Regions from separate parts of the Homo sapiens genome. Here region 1 is linked to region 2. A link is a contact called in ENCODE Hi-C or POLR2A ChIA-PET data. All regions are on one chromosome and are shown on one strand. Each heading gives the region's core, a stretch centred on a gene start or an enhancer-like site at or near the end of the contact. The rest is flanking DNA. Distances are from core to core; before and after follow the strand shown.

What was found. Hi-C counts contacts between places; a loop is a spot of excess contacts on that map. ChIA-PET counts read pairs that join two places held with the same protein, here RNA polymerase II (POLR2A). Pooled maps may share reads with other maps.
Region 1: a map of PC-3 shows a loop between it and region 2 (2.5-fold over the local background). The contact joins the promoter of EFCAB10 here to the enhancer-like site in region 2. A Hi-C loop is called at or near these places in 2 of 168 maps with a recorded cell type or tissue (B cell and PC-3), 4 of 37 single-sample maps with no recorded cell type and 11 of 50 pooled maps. POLR2A ChIA-PET finds 5 or more read pairs at or near these places in 1 of 52 experiments (activated T-cell).

What each region holds. Positions count from the first base shown.
Region 1 is chr7:105,579,772-105,585,440 of GRCh38, reverse strand. EFCAB10 (EF-hand calcium binding domain 10) reads left to right here and starts at 3,948. Exons shown (of 5, transcript NM_001355526.2): 1 at 3,948-4,083. The coding sequence starts at 3,978. It also overlaps the pseudogene YBX1P2. RefSeq lists enhancers at 3,533-4,043, 4,044-4,556.
Region 2 is chr7:105,490,484-105,496,644 of GRCh38, reverse strand. PUS7 (pseudouridine synthase 7) reads left to right here. Exons shown (of 16, transcript NM_019042.5): 6 at 1,392-1,503; 7 at 5,028-5,105. Among named protein-coding and RNA genes, the nearest start is that of PUS7, 29 kb to the left of the region's middle. Within about 2 kb of position 2,569, at least 2 of the 41 ENCODE cell types and tissues checked have a DNase peak (open chromatin) inside an H3K27ac peak, as active enhancers do.

The DNA.
Region 1 (5,669 bases), core at 2,699-5,198, 87 kb before region 2:
CTCTTGGTATTTGGGCCGTTGTCAGTGATTTCTATTATGAATGGTGCTGCTATAAACATTCTTGTACATGTCTCCTGGTATACACTGACAAGAGCTGCTCTTGGAGTGGAATTTCTGGGTCAGAGTGTAGAAACATGTTTAAATTACCAAGATAATTCTAAACCGTTTTCCAAAGTGGATGTTCCAATTTATGCTCCCATGATCACTGACCATCTCATTAATTGTGTGACATCTTTGCCAGCACTTAATATTGTTCAACTTCATAATCTTTATCAGTCTGGTAGATGTGAAATGGTATTTTCTTATAGTTTTGTTTACTGGATTGTCAAAGAGGCTTAGAATATTTTCACATGTTCACTGACCACTTGTCATTCCCCTTCTTGAAGTGGGGCTTCTGCGCTAACTCTTGGGTGAAGCATGTGGGCACAGGCCCTCAAGGACAGATGGCCCAGCCCAGAGTTTTAGTTTCTCAGGTCTTCCCATGACTGAGTAGAGGCCCTCCTAGCTACTTGCATCCCACCTTACTCAGTGACCCTCCGTCAAAACAACTGTCAGGGCCAGGCACGGTGGCTCACGCCTGTAATCCCAGCACTTTGGGAGGCCGAGGTGGGAGGATCACCTGAGGACAGGTATCAGGGGAACCCGCCCCCAATAATTCAATGTTATTTCATGTAGGTTCTTTTCTATTTCCCTAAGTGTCAGACAGTCCGAGAAATAAAGAGTACAGGAGAGAGAAATTTTAAAGCTGGGTATCCGGGGGAGACATCACATGTCGGCAGGTTCCGTGATACCCCCCAAGCCGCAAAACCAGCAAGTTTTTATTAGTGATTTTCAAAGGGGAGGGAGTGTACGAATACGGTGTGGGTCACAGAGATCACATGCTTTACAAGGAAATAAAATATTACAAGGCAAATGGAAGCAGGGCGAGATCATAGGACCCAGGCGAAATTAAAATTGCTAATGAAGTTTCAGTCACGCATTGTCATTGATAACATCTTATCAGGAGATAGGGTTTGAGAGCAGACAAGCCGTCTGACTAAAAATTTACTAGGTGGGAATTTCCTCATCCTAATAGGCCTCGGAGTGCTACAGGAGACTGGGGCTTATTTCATCCCTTATCTGCAACTGTAAAAGACATTCCATTTTAGAAAGACAGGCCATTTTAGAGACCAACCCCTGGAAAGGCATTCTCTTTCTCAGGTCTGTTCCTTACTGAGAAAAGGAATTCAGTGATATTTCTATTTGCTTTTGAAAGAAGAGAAATATGGCTCTGTTCTGCCTGGCTCTCAGGCAGCCAGACCTAATGGTTATCTCCCTTGTTCCCTGAACATTGCTGTTATCCTGTTCTTTTTTCAGGGTGCCCAGATTTCATATTGTTTAAACACACATGCTTACGAACAATTTGTGCAGTTAACACAATCGTCGCAGGATCCTGAGGCGACATACATCCTCAGTTTACAAAGACAATGGGATTAAGAGATTAAAGTAAACACAGGCATAGGAAATCACAAGAGTATTGACTGGGGAAGTGATAAATGTCCATGAAATCTTCACAATTTATATTCTGCCATGGCTTCAGCCGGTCCCTCCGTTTGGGGTGCCTGACTTCCTGCAACAGACAGGAGTTCCAGACCAGCCTGGCCAAGATGGTGAAACCCCATCTCTACTAAAAAATACAAAAAAAATTAGGGTGTAGTGGTGCCTGCCTGTAATCCCAGCTACTTGGGAGGCTGAGGCAGGAGAATCTCTTGAACCTGGGAGGTGGAGGTTGCAGTGAGCCAAGGTCACGCCATTGTACTCCAGCCTGGGCGACAAGAGCGAAAATCCGTCTCTAAATAAATAAATAAATATGTCAGGTGGTCTCCATCTCATAAAACCAGCTCCAGCAAACAGGGGTTGAAGCTCAGGATCCAGGCTGCTCTGTGGCCCACAACCCAGTCGAGCCAACAGGCCAAGACCTTCCTGACTGGTGGCCAGCGCCATGCCTGCAGGCCGCTCACACCAGAGATGCCACTTAGAACTCTCCACTGGGGAGTTCGATCGGTAGCGGGAGCGGAGAGCGGACCCCGGAGAGCGGACCCCAGAGAACCCTGAGCAGCCCCGCCGCTGCCGGCCTAGTTACCGTCATACCACGGGAGGAGCCGCAGCTGCCGCAGCCGGCCCCAGTCTCCATCACCGCAACCAATGAGCAGCAAGGCCGAGACCCAGCAGCCACCCGCCGCCCCCGCCTTTCCCCCCACCGCCCCCCTCCCGTCCCCCCGCCGCCCCCGCCCTCAGCGCCGCCGACACCAAGCCCGGCACTACGGGCAGCTGCGCAGGGAGCGGTGGTCCGGGCGGCCTCACATCGGCGGCGCCTGCCAGCGTGGACAAGAAGGTCATCGCAGTGAAGGTTTTGGGAACAGTAAAATGGTTCAATGTAAGGAACGGATATGGTTTCATCAACAGGAATGACACCAAGGAAGATGTATTTGTACACCAGACTGCCATAAAGAATAACCCCAGGAAGTACCTTCGCAGTGTAGGAGATGAAGAGACTGTGGAGTTTGATGTTGTTGAAGGAGAAGAGGGTGCGGAGGCAGCAAATGTTACAGATCCTGGTGGTGTTCGAGTTCAAGGCGGTAAATATGCAGCAGATCGTAACCATTATAGACGCTATCCACGTCATAGGGGTCCTCCACGCAATTACCAGCAAAATTACCAGAACAGTGAGAGTGGGGAAAAGACCGAGGGATCGGAGAATGCTCCCGAAGGCCAGGCCCAACAATGCCGGCCCTACCGCAGGCAAAGGTTCCCACCTTACTACATGCGGAGACCCTATGGGTGTCGACCACAGTATTCCAGCCCTCCTGTGCAGGGAGAAGTGATGGAGGGTGCTGACAACCAGGGTGCAGGAGAACAAGGTAGACCAGTGAGGCAGAATATGTATCGGGGATATAGACCACGATTCCGCAGGGGCCCTCCTTGCCAAAGACAGCCTAGAGAGTACGGCAATGAAGAAGATAAAATCAAGGAGATGAGACCCAGGGTCAGCAGCCACCTCAACGTCGGTACCGCAGCAACTTCAATTACCAACGCAGATGCCCAGAAAACCCTAAATCACAAGATGGCAAAGAGACAAAATCAGCCAATCCACCAGCTGAGAATTCGTCTGCTCCCGAGGCTGAGCAGGGCGGGGCTGAGTAAATGCCGGCTTACCATCTCTACCATCATCCGGTTTAGTCATCCAACAAGAAGAAATATGAAATTCCAGCAATAAGAAATGAACAAAAGATTGGAGCTGAAGACCTTAAGTGCTTGCTTTTTGCCCGTTGACCAGATAAATAGAACTATCTGCATTATCTATGCAGCATGGGGTTTTTATTATTTTTACCTAAATATGTCTCTTTTTGGTAATAACAAACGTGTTTTTTTTAAAAAGCCTTGTTTTTCTCAATACGCCTTTAAAGGTTTTTAAATTGTTTCATATCTGGTCAAGATGAGATTTTTAAGCACTTTATTTTTAATTTGTAATAAAAGTTTACAACTTGATTTTTTCAAAAAAGTCAACAAACTGCAAGCACCTGTTAATAAAGGTCTTAAATAATAATAATAAAAAGAACTCTCCACTGGGCACCCTCAAAATTGCACAAGTTCCTTCTGTTATTAGTTCATGCTGAGTTGTGATGCCAGCACTTCAAGCCTTGTTAATCATTGGATCAACAAGTACCGAGCTAGGTGCTAGAGAGAGATGGAAAAAGGCACCTGGGCCCAGCCCTAAGCCTGGATCGCGGACAGTGACGTTGGTCCACACCTCACCTGCCCTCTCTGCCCTGCTACATGCCCCAGGCTTGCCCTGAACCGTGAGCTCTAGAAATTCCAGGTCCGGGTCGCAGCCACAGGGCAGTCAGGCGTGTCACGTGACCGCGCCGGGTAGAGGGAGACAGAGTCGCACGGCTGAGACGCCAGGCAGTCGCCTAGCAACAGCGGGACGCGGAGCGATGGAGACCAGCAGCAGGGAGCTCCAAGCCGCGGAGTATTTGGAAAAGCATCAGATCAAGGAGGTGGTTAGCTACCTCACCAGCGCCCTCCTTTTCTTTCGGCCGGGTAAGGGCCCCCATGCCCCGGTACAGCCATACCTCCATGTGGGGTTCGCTTCCCACACGAAACCCCCCTCTTACACATTCGCTTTCCACTGCCTCCCAGCCACGTGAGCCCTTCTGCTGTTGATTAACTCTGCGGCCTTCAATAAAAGTCCCTCAGGCTGCAGTACAATGGCGTGATCTCATTTCACTACAACCTCCACCTCCTGGTGGCGATTCTCAGGGGCGATTCTCCTGCCTCAGCCTCCTGAGTGGCTGAGATTACAGGCGCCCGCCACCATGCATGGCTAATTTTTGTATTTTTAGTAGCGACAGGGTTTCGTCATGTTGGTCAGGCTGGTCTCGAACTCCTGACCTCAGGTGATCTGCACGCCTCGGCGCCTCAAAGTGCTGGGATTGTAGGCGTGAGCCACCGCGCACGGCCAAAGTTTTTAATCTGGCAACTAAACAATTGATAGGGTAGGATAGAAGATGTTCTAGAGGGGATCGCTTTTCCTGACTTTTTTTACACATCTGAACCCCCTACAAAATTTGAATCGTTTTGTAATTTGGGAGTGGTGTGTCATTTAAAAGTTATATTTAGGTGAAAATGGTTTTATGTCCTCCCCAGGGTGCAGAATTGTAATTTGCCGACCTCCATATGGAGCGTCCGAAATGCCAAAATTGTCCATTTGCTTCTGTGTAAGGAAGTGGAAATACCAAACATTCCAATTTTGCCAAAAAACACCCAACCAATATCATGTATAGGAGACAGAGTTCTTGCTAGTTGTTTTAAAGTATTAAAACAAATATTAGAAAGAAAAAAAAAGGCCGGGCACGAGATGGCGCCACTGCAGCCTGGGCGACAAAGCGAGATCCTATCTCAAAAATAAAAATAAAAATAAAAAATAGGCCAGGAGCAGTGGCTCAGGCCTGTAATCCCAGTACTTTGGGAGGCCGAAGCGGGTGGATCACTTGAGTTCAGGAGTTTGAGACCAGCCTGGCCAACATGGTGAAACCTCGTGTCTGCTACAAATACAAAAAATTAGCCGGGTGTGGTAGCGCATGCCTGTAATCCCAGCTATTCGTGAAGCTCCTTGGGGGCGGTGACTCACGCCTATAATACCAACGCTCTGGGAGGCTGTGGTGGGCAGATCACTTGACTTCAGGAGTTCATAGACCAGCCTGGGCAACATGGCAAAACCCCATCTCTATTAAAAATAAAAAAACTTAGCTGCACGTGGTGGTGCGTGCCTATAATCCCAGCTACTCAAGAGGCTGATGTGGGAGGATCACGTGAACCTGGGAGGCGGAGGTTGCATTGAGCGGAGATTGCTACTCAAGCCAGGTGACAGAGTAAAACACCTTCTCAAAAAAAAAACTAAAAATAAAGACAAATGTTAATTTTCTTCATCATAACAAGGGATATATTATGTTACATTCGTTATATAAAATATTTGTCAACATTTATTTTTAAATTTCATTTTTATTGAAGTGGATGTATGGGGTTTAAAAATTGAAAAGTACTCCAAAGCTTATAATAACAGCATTCCTGTTGCTATCCCCAGCTTCTGCACAGAATAATTTCAACTCTTTTAGCAATATTCTTTG
Region 2 (6,161 bases), core at 1,320-3,819:
TAACTTATCACTAACTTACCAAACAGTGCTTTTGCCTTGACAAAGCCAGGTATCCAAGTACCAGCTTCGGTACCAGCAGTATCTTAAGCCTCTGAAGATAAGGGATTCATGAGTTCATGAAAAAGGATTATTTTTAAAAGAAGAGGACTCTTTCTAGGAATTGTTGTATGAAACATTTTTTCAGTTTTTCTTTCATGGAGTTACAGTAATCAAATGAACTAGATGTGTTGTTTAAGTAACAACTGCAGCTCTGTGCCACACAGGACTCATGAATGTTATTGTACAGCGTCTATAAAGTGCAGTTTAGGCTTACATATTTTTCCCAAAGTACTTAAAAAAAAACATTTTGAGCAGCTTAAATCTAAAGCATATATATGTATGTGTCTCTCCCTCTCTCTCTCTCTCTCTCTCTCTCTCTATATATATATATATATATATATATATATATGTGTGTGTGTGTAGATATGCATACTTTTTTTTTTTTTTGAGACGGAGTCTCGCTCTTGTTGCCCAGGCTGGAATGCAATGGCACGATCTTGGCTCGGTAACCTCCACCTCCTGGGTTCAAGCAATTCTCTTGCCTCAGCCTCCCAAGTAGCTGGAATTACAGGCACTCGCCACAATGCCCAGCTAATTTTTGTATTTTTAGTAGAGACGGGGTTTCACCATGTTGGCCAGGCTTGTCTCAAACTCCTGACCTCAGGTGATCCGCCCATCTCAGCCTCCCAAAGTGCTGGGATTACAGTGCATGGGATTACACTCGGCCTAAATCTTACATTGTTTAACACAGGATTGAACAACTGAAGTAACACTAGCTGCTCAGAAGTTAACATTTAACCTGGCTTAATTTTTTTATGTTCTTTTTTTTAATTAAAAATGTTTTTCTTTTATTTATTTTTTGAGACAGGGTCTTGCTCTGTCACCCATGCTGGAGTGCAGTAGCATGATCTCGGTTCACTACAACCTCCACCCTACATGTTCATGTGATCCTCCCACCTCAGCCATCTGAGTAGTTGGGACCACAGGCGTGTACCACCATGCCTGGCTATTTTTAGTGGAGACGGGTCTTGCCATGTTGCCCAGGCCAGTCTTGAACTCCTGAGCTCAAGCCATCTTGCCCGCCTTGGCCTCCCAAAGTCCTGAGATTACAGGTGTGAGCCACCGTGCCCAGCCACATTTTAGCTTTTTATTTTTAATATGGATAGATAATGTTAAGTGTCCAATTACAGGAAATGTAATACCTCTAGTCCACACAGCTATAACCACTTAACCTGTATTTCTTTATCAGACTAGAACTGATTTTCCACTCAAAGGTTCTATAGCGAAAAATGAGCTCTTACATCTATAACTTTTATTATGGTATATATAATGTTAATTCTTTTGCTTTCAAGATCCAAGAAAACATTCTTGGCCAAAATCTAGGGGAAGTTACTGCCACTTCGTACTATATAAGGAAAACAAAGACACCATGGATGCTATTAATGTACTCTCCAAATACTTAAGGTGAGTTACTGTTGTTATGCCTATACAAAATCAAAGCAACAGAAACGTATATTCCTTTTTCCATGCTAATGGAAAAAGGAGCAGGAGGAGCACAGATTACAGATAGTAAATGCTCCTCCCAATGATAGTTTTCTTTCTTTCTTTCTTTCTTTTTTTTTTTTTTTTTTTAGACAGTCTCACTCTGTCACTCAGGCTGGAGTGAATGATGGTATGATCAGGCTCACTGCAGCCTTGACTTCCTGGGCTCAGGCATTCCTCCTACCTTAGCCTCCTGAGTAGCTGGGATTACAGGCGTATGCCACAATGCCAGGCTAATTTTATTAGGTTTTAGAGACAGAGTCTCACTATATTGCCCAGGCTGGTCTCGAACTCCTGTGCTCAAGCAGTCCTCACACTTCAGCCTCCCAAAGTACTGGGATTAAGAATTGCCGATCGGCCTGGCGCAGTGGCTCACACCTGTAATTCCAGCACTTTGGGAGGCCGAGGAAGGCAGATCACGAGGTCAAGAGATCGAGACCATCTTGGCCAACATGGTGAAACCCAATCTCTACTAAAAATACAAAAATTAGCTGGGCATGGTGGCATGTGCCTGTAGTGTTAGCTGCTCAGGAGGCTGAGGCAGGAGAATTGCTTGAACCTGGGAAGCAGAGGTTGCGGTAAGCCGAGATTGTGCCACTGCACTCCAGCCTGGCAACAGAGCAAGACTCCATCTCAAAAAAAAAAAAAAAAAAAAAAAAAATCACTGATCATGGATAGGAAGTGCATTGTTTCTTCCAGGCGTGAGCCACTGTGCCAGGCCGTGAGGATAGTTTTCTTAGGCAATGGATGAATTAATTTTTTTGACCCCCACATACGTAGTGCCAATAATTCAAGATGAAAATTCCATAAGTAAATGATTCGCATGCAGCTGAGAGTTAACAATCTGGTTGAAAATAAAAATTAACTTTCTCTTTTGAAAGCCTATACTTATCCTTTGACGTGGTTGCAGAGGTTGGTTTTGCCAGACTGGGAGCTCTCAATTCCTGGAGACTGACTAAACCTGAGACCGGTCTGATTTTCTAACAGGAATGTAAATATAGCAGAGACTGGATCTCTGGGGATCGGCAAGGTGCCAAAGCTTTTCTTAAAAATGGAAGTGGCTACACACCACAGCAAGTCTGTATGCTGTGGAAATTTGGTTTCCAATATATATTTAACTCATTTTAAATATGGAAACAGTGTATTAATTTGCTAGGACTTCCATAACAAAATACCACAGATCAGGTGGCTTAACAGAAATTACTTTTCATATGCTTCTAGAGGCTAACAGTCCCAAGCTCAAGGTGTCGGCAAGTTTGTTTTTTTTCCGGAAGCCTCTCTCCTTGGCTCGCAGATGGCTGCCTTCTCACTGTGTCTTCATGTGGCATTTTCCCTGTGCACGCACACCCCTGGTATCTGTGTGTGTCCCCATTTCCTCTTCTTAGGAGGATACCAGTCAGATTGGATTAGTGCCCACCCTAAATGGCCTCATTTTAACTGAATCACCTCTTTGAAGGCCCTATCTCCAAATACAGTCACATTCTGAGGTCCTGGGGGGTCAGAGCTTCAACATACTAATTTTGGGGGAGACACAGTTCAGCCCATAATACACAGTACCCAATTAAGTAACATTTATTTTGCTCTATTTATTAACTCCCTGGGAGAGAGTCTGTGCTACTATGCCTGTACCTGAGCCAGAGAGAACAGACGATTCTTGACAGGAATAGGTGGGTGGGGAGGGAGTTCCTCCAAGATCGGGAGTTGAGGATTGCTCAGGATTTAAGAAATCCTTCCTGGCTTTTTCCTTCTCATATGGAACGGTTAAGTTTATAAAATACTTCTTAGTTAACTAGGTTACTTATTATCTTCATATCAAAACTATTCAGATCCCAGTTTTAGCATTTCATTTGGCTTTTTTCATTTTTTAATACAAAGCAATAGCAGCATGGAAAATTCACACAATAACTTTTTAAAAACTGAAGATAAATTTTCATAGTGGTACATTATATCTCTAGAATGCATTTTTCTTTGCTTTCACTGTCTTATGTAATGTAATGAATTGTAGATGATGGATAGGAAGTGCATTGTTGCCTTTTTTGTTGCTGGCTAGCCAAGTCTTTGAACAACATCAGTTATTTACTAATAGCCACAAATGTTTACACTGCTAAGAAAGGAATTATTGACTGGGCGCAGTGGCTCACCCCTGTAATCCTAGCACTTTGGGAGGCCGAGGCGGGTGGATCACCTGAGGTCGAGCATTCAAGACCAGCCTGGCCAACATGGCGAAACCCCATCTCTATTAAAAATACAAAAAATCGGCCGGGCGCGGTGGCTCACGCCTGTAATCCCAGCACTTTGGGAGGCCGAGGCGGGCGGATCACGAGGTCAGGAGATCGAGACCATCCCGGCTAAAAAACGGTGAAACCCCGTCTCTACTAAAAATACAAAAAATTAGCCGGGCGTAGTGGCGGGCGCCTGTAGTCCCAGCTACTTGGGAGGCTGAGGCAGGAGAATGGCGTGAACCCGGGAGGCGGAGCTTGCAGTGAGCCGAGATCCCGCCACTGCACTCCAGCCTGGGCGACAGAGCGAGACTCTGTCTCAAAAAAAAAAAAAAAAAAAAAAATACAAAAAATCAGCCAGATGTGGTGGTGCATGCCTGTAATCCCAGCTACTTGGGAGGCTGAAGCAGGAGAATTGCTTGAACCCAGGAGGCAGAGGTTGCAGTGAGCCAAGATTGTGCCGCTGCACTCCAGCCTGGGTGACAGAGAGAGACTCCGTCTCAAAAAAAAAAGCGAAGAATTATTTGGCCATCATTTACCTTTTTTGTTTTTTTTTAAAGAGAGCAGGTCTTACTACGTCACCCAGGCAGGAGTGTAGTGTGCAGTGGCTGTTCACAGGCACCATCATAGCGCACTGTAGCCTCCAACTCCTGAGCGCAGACAGTCCTCCTGCCTCAGGCCTCCCCAGTAACTGGGACTGTAGGTGCATGCCACCACACCTGGCTATCATTTACTTTTCTAGCTTGCATATGAATTTATGTTGTTTTAGTAGATTTTTTTTTTTTTTTTTTTGAGACGGAGTCTCTGTGGCCCAGGCTGGAGTGCAGCAGAGTGGTCTCAGCTCACTGCAACCTCAGCCTCCTGAGTTCAAGCAATTCCCCTGTCTCAGCCTTCCAAGTAGCTGGGACTACAGTCACACACTACCACGCCCAGCTAATTTTTGTATTTTTAGTACAGATGGGGTTTCACCATATTGGTTAGGCTGGTCTTGAACTCCTGACCTCAGGTGATCCACCTGTCTTGGCCTCCCAAGTGCTGGGATTACAGACCATGAGCCACTGCGCCCAGCCTCCCTGGATTCATGTTAAAATAAAGTTTCTCCTCATTCTTCTCTTACTGTGTTATGATTGTAAGTATGTTTATATTAAAACTTAAATTATGAGAATTAGGATTTCCTTATAATATTACAGTATGTGACTTCAGATGATCTTGTTTCTCTCTTACCAGAGTCAAGCCAAATATATTCTCCTACATGGGAACCAAAGATAAAAGGGCTATAACAGTTCAAGAAATTGCTGTTCTCAAGTAAGTAGAGAGCACGTAACAGGATTTATACTGTAAATATCCTGGCACTGCTTTTCAGAATTCTCAAATTTACTTTGGGGGTTTCTCTCTCAGCTTTAGATGGTGCTTCTGCCTATTTAAAAATTACTTTTCATTCTGTTTTTTTCTTCTTCTTATCTATGAAACGTGTATTATTTGTGTAATTTTTAAAGATTTTTTTGGTAAAGCCAAGAGAATAATGCTTCTTTCTCTCTTTTGTTCATTCATTGTTAAATATGTTATTTAAAATTACAACATAGTGAACATGCTGTTTTGTTGTACACCCGAGAGCTACAGATAAAAGCAATAGTCTGTGTTTTTGAAGCAATTATAATTAGTGGAATAGACGGACATGTAAATCAGAACTTCTCCTGCAGTGAGATAAATACTGAAATAGAGATATACTTTGGATGTTAATGTATGCCTGTCAACAAGCATGGGAGTTGATGTGGAGGGAACACAGGAAAGCTTTCATAGAAAATGGGATGCTGAGTTTTAATTTAGTTCAAGGCTTCTCAACCTCTCCACTGTTGCCCTTCGGGGCTGGATAATTCTTTGTTGTAGGGACTGTCCTGTGCGTTGCAGGATGTTTTGCAGCATCCCTAGTCTCTACCCACTATGTAGCAGTAGCAACTCCTTGCCCAGTTATGATAGCAAAGAATGTCTCTAGGCATTGTCAGATATTCCCTGAGGCCAGAATTGCCCCCGATTGGGAACCACTGGTCTAGATTCTAGAAGGATGAGTAGAGATTTCCTGGGGCTGGGTAGGATTTAGGATTGTTTTTTCCAAACCAAAAAAGCAGGTTAAGAAAAGACGTTGGAAAGCATATTTGGTACCTGGCATGTACTTTAGTTTTTGAGGAGCATAGCGAGAAATAAGGATCTAGGAGTTAGGCAGGATGTAGATCCTGAAGGGCCTGTTAGGTCAGGTTGAGGGTCTTTGCCTCAACCTTAATCTAAATGGGGATTGGTGTATAGAGGCTGGATTATGGATCGCCGGTGGAGCAAGACATGCAAAACTAGAGACCAGGGCTATTG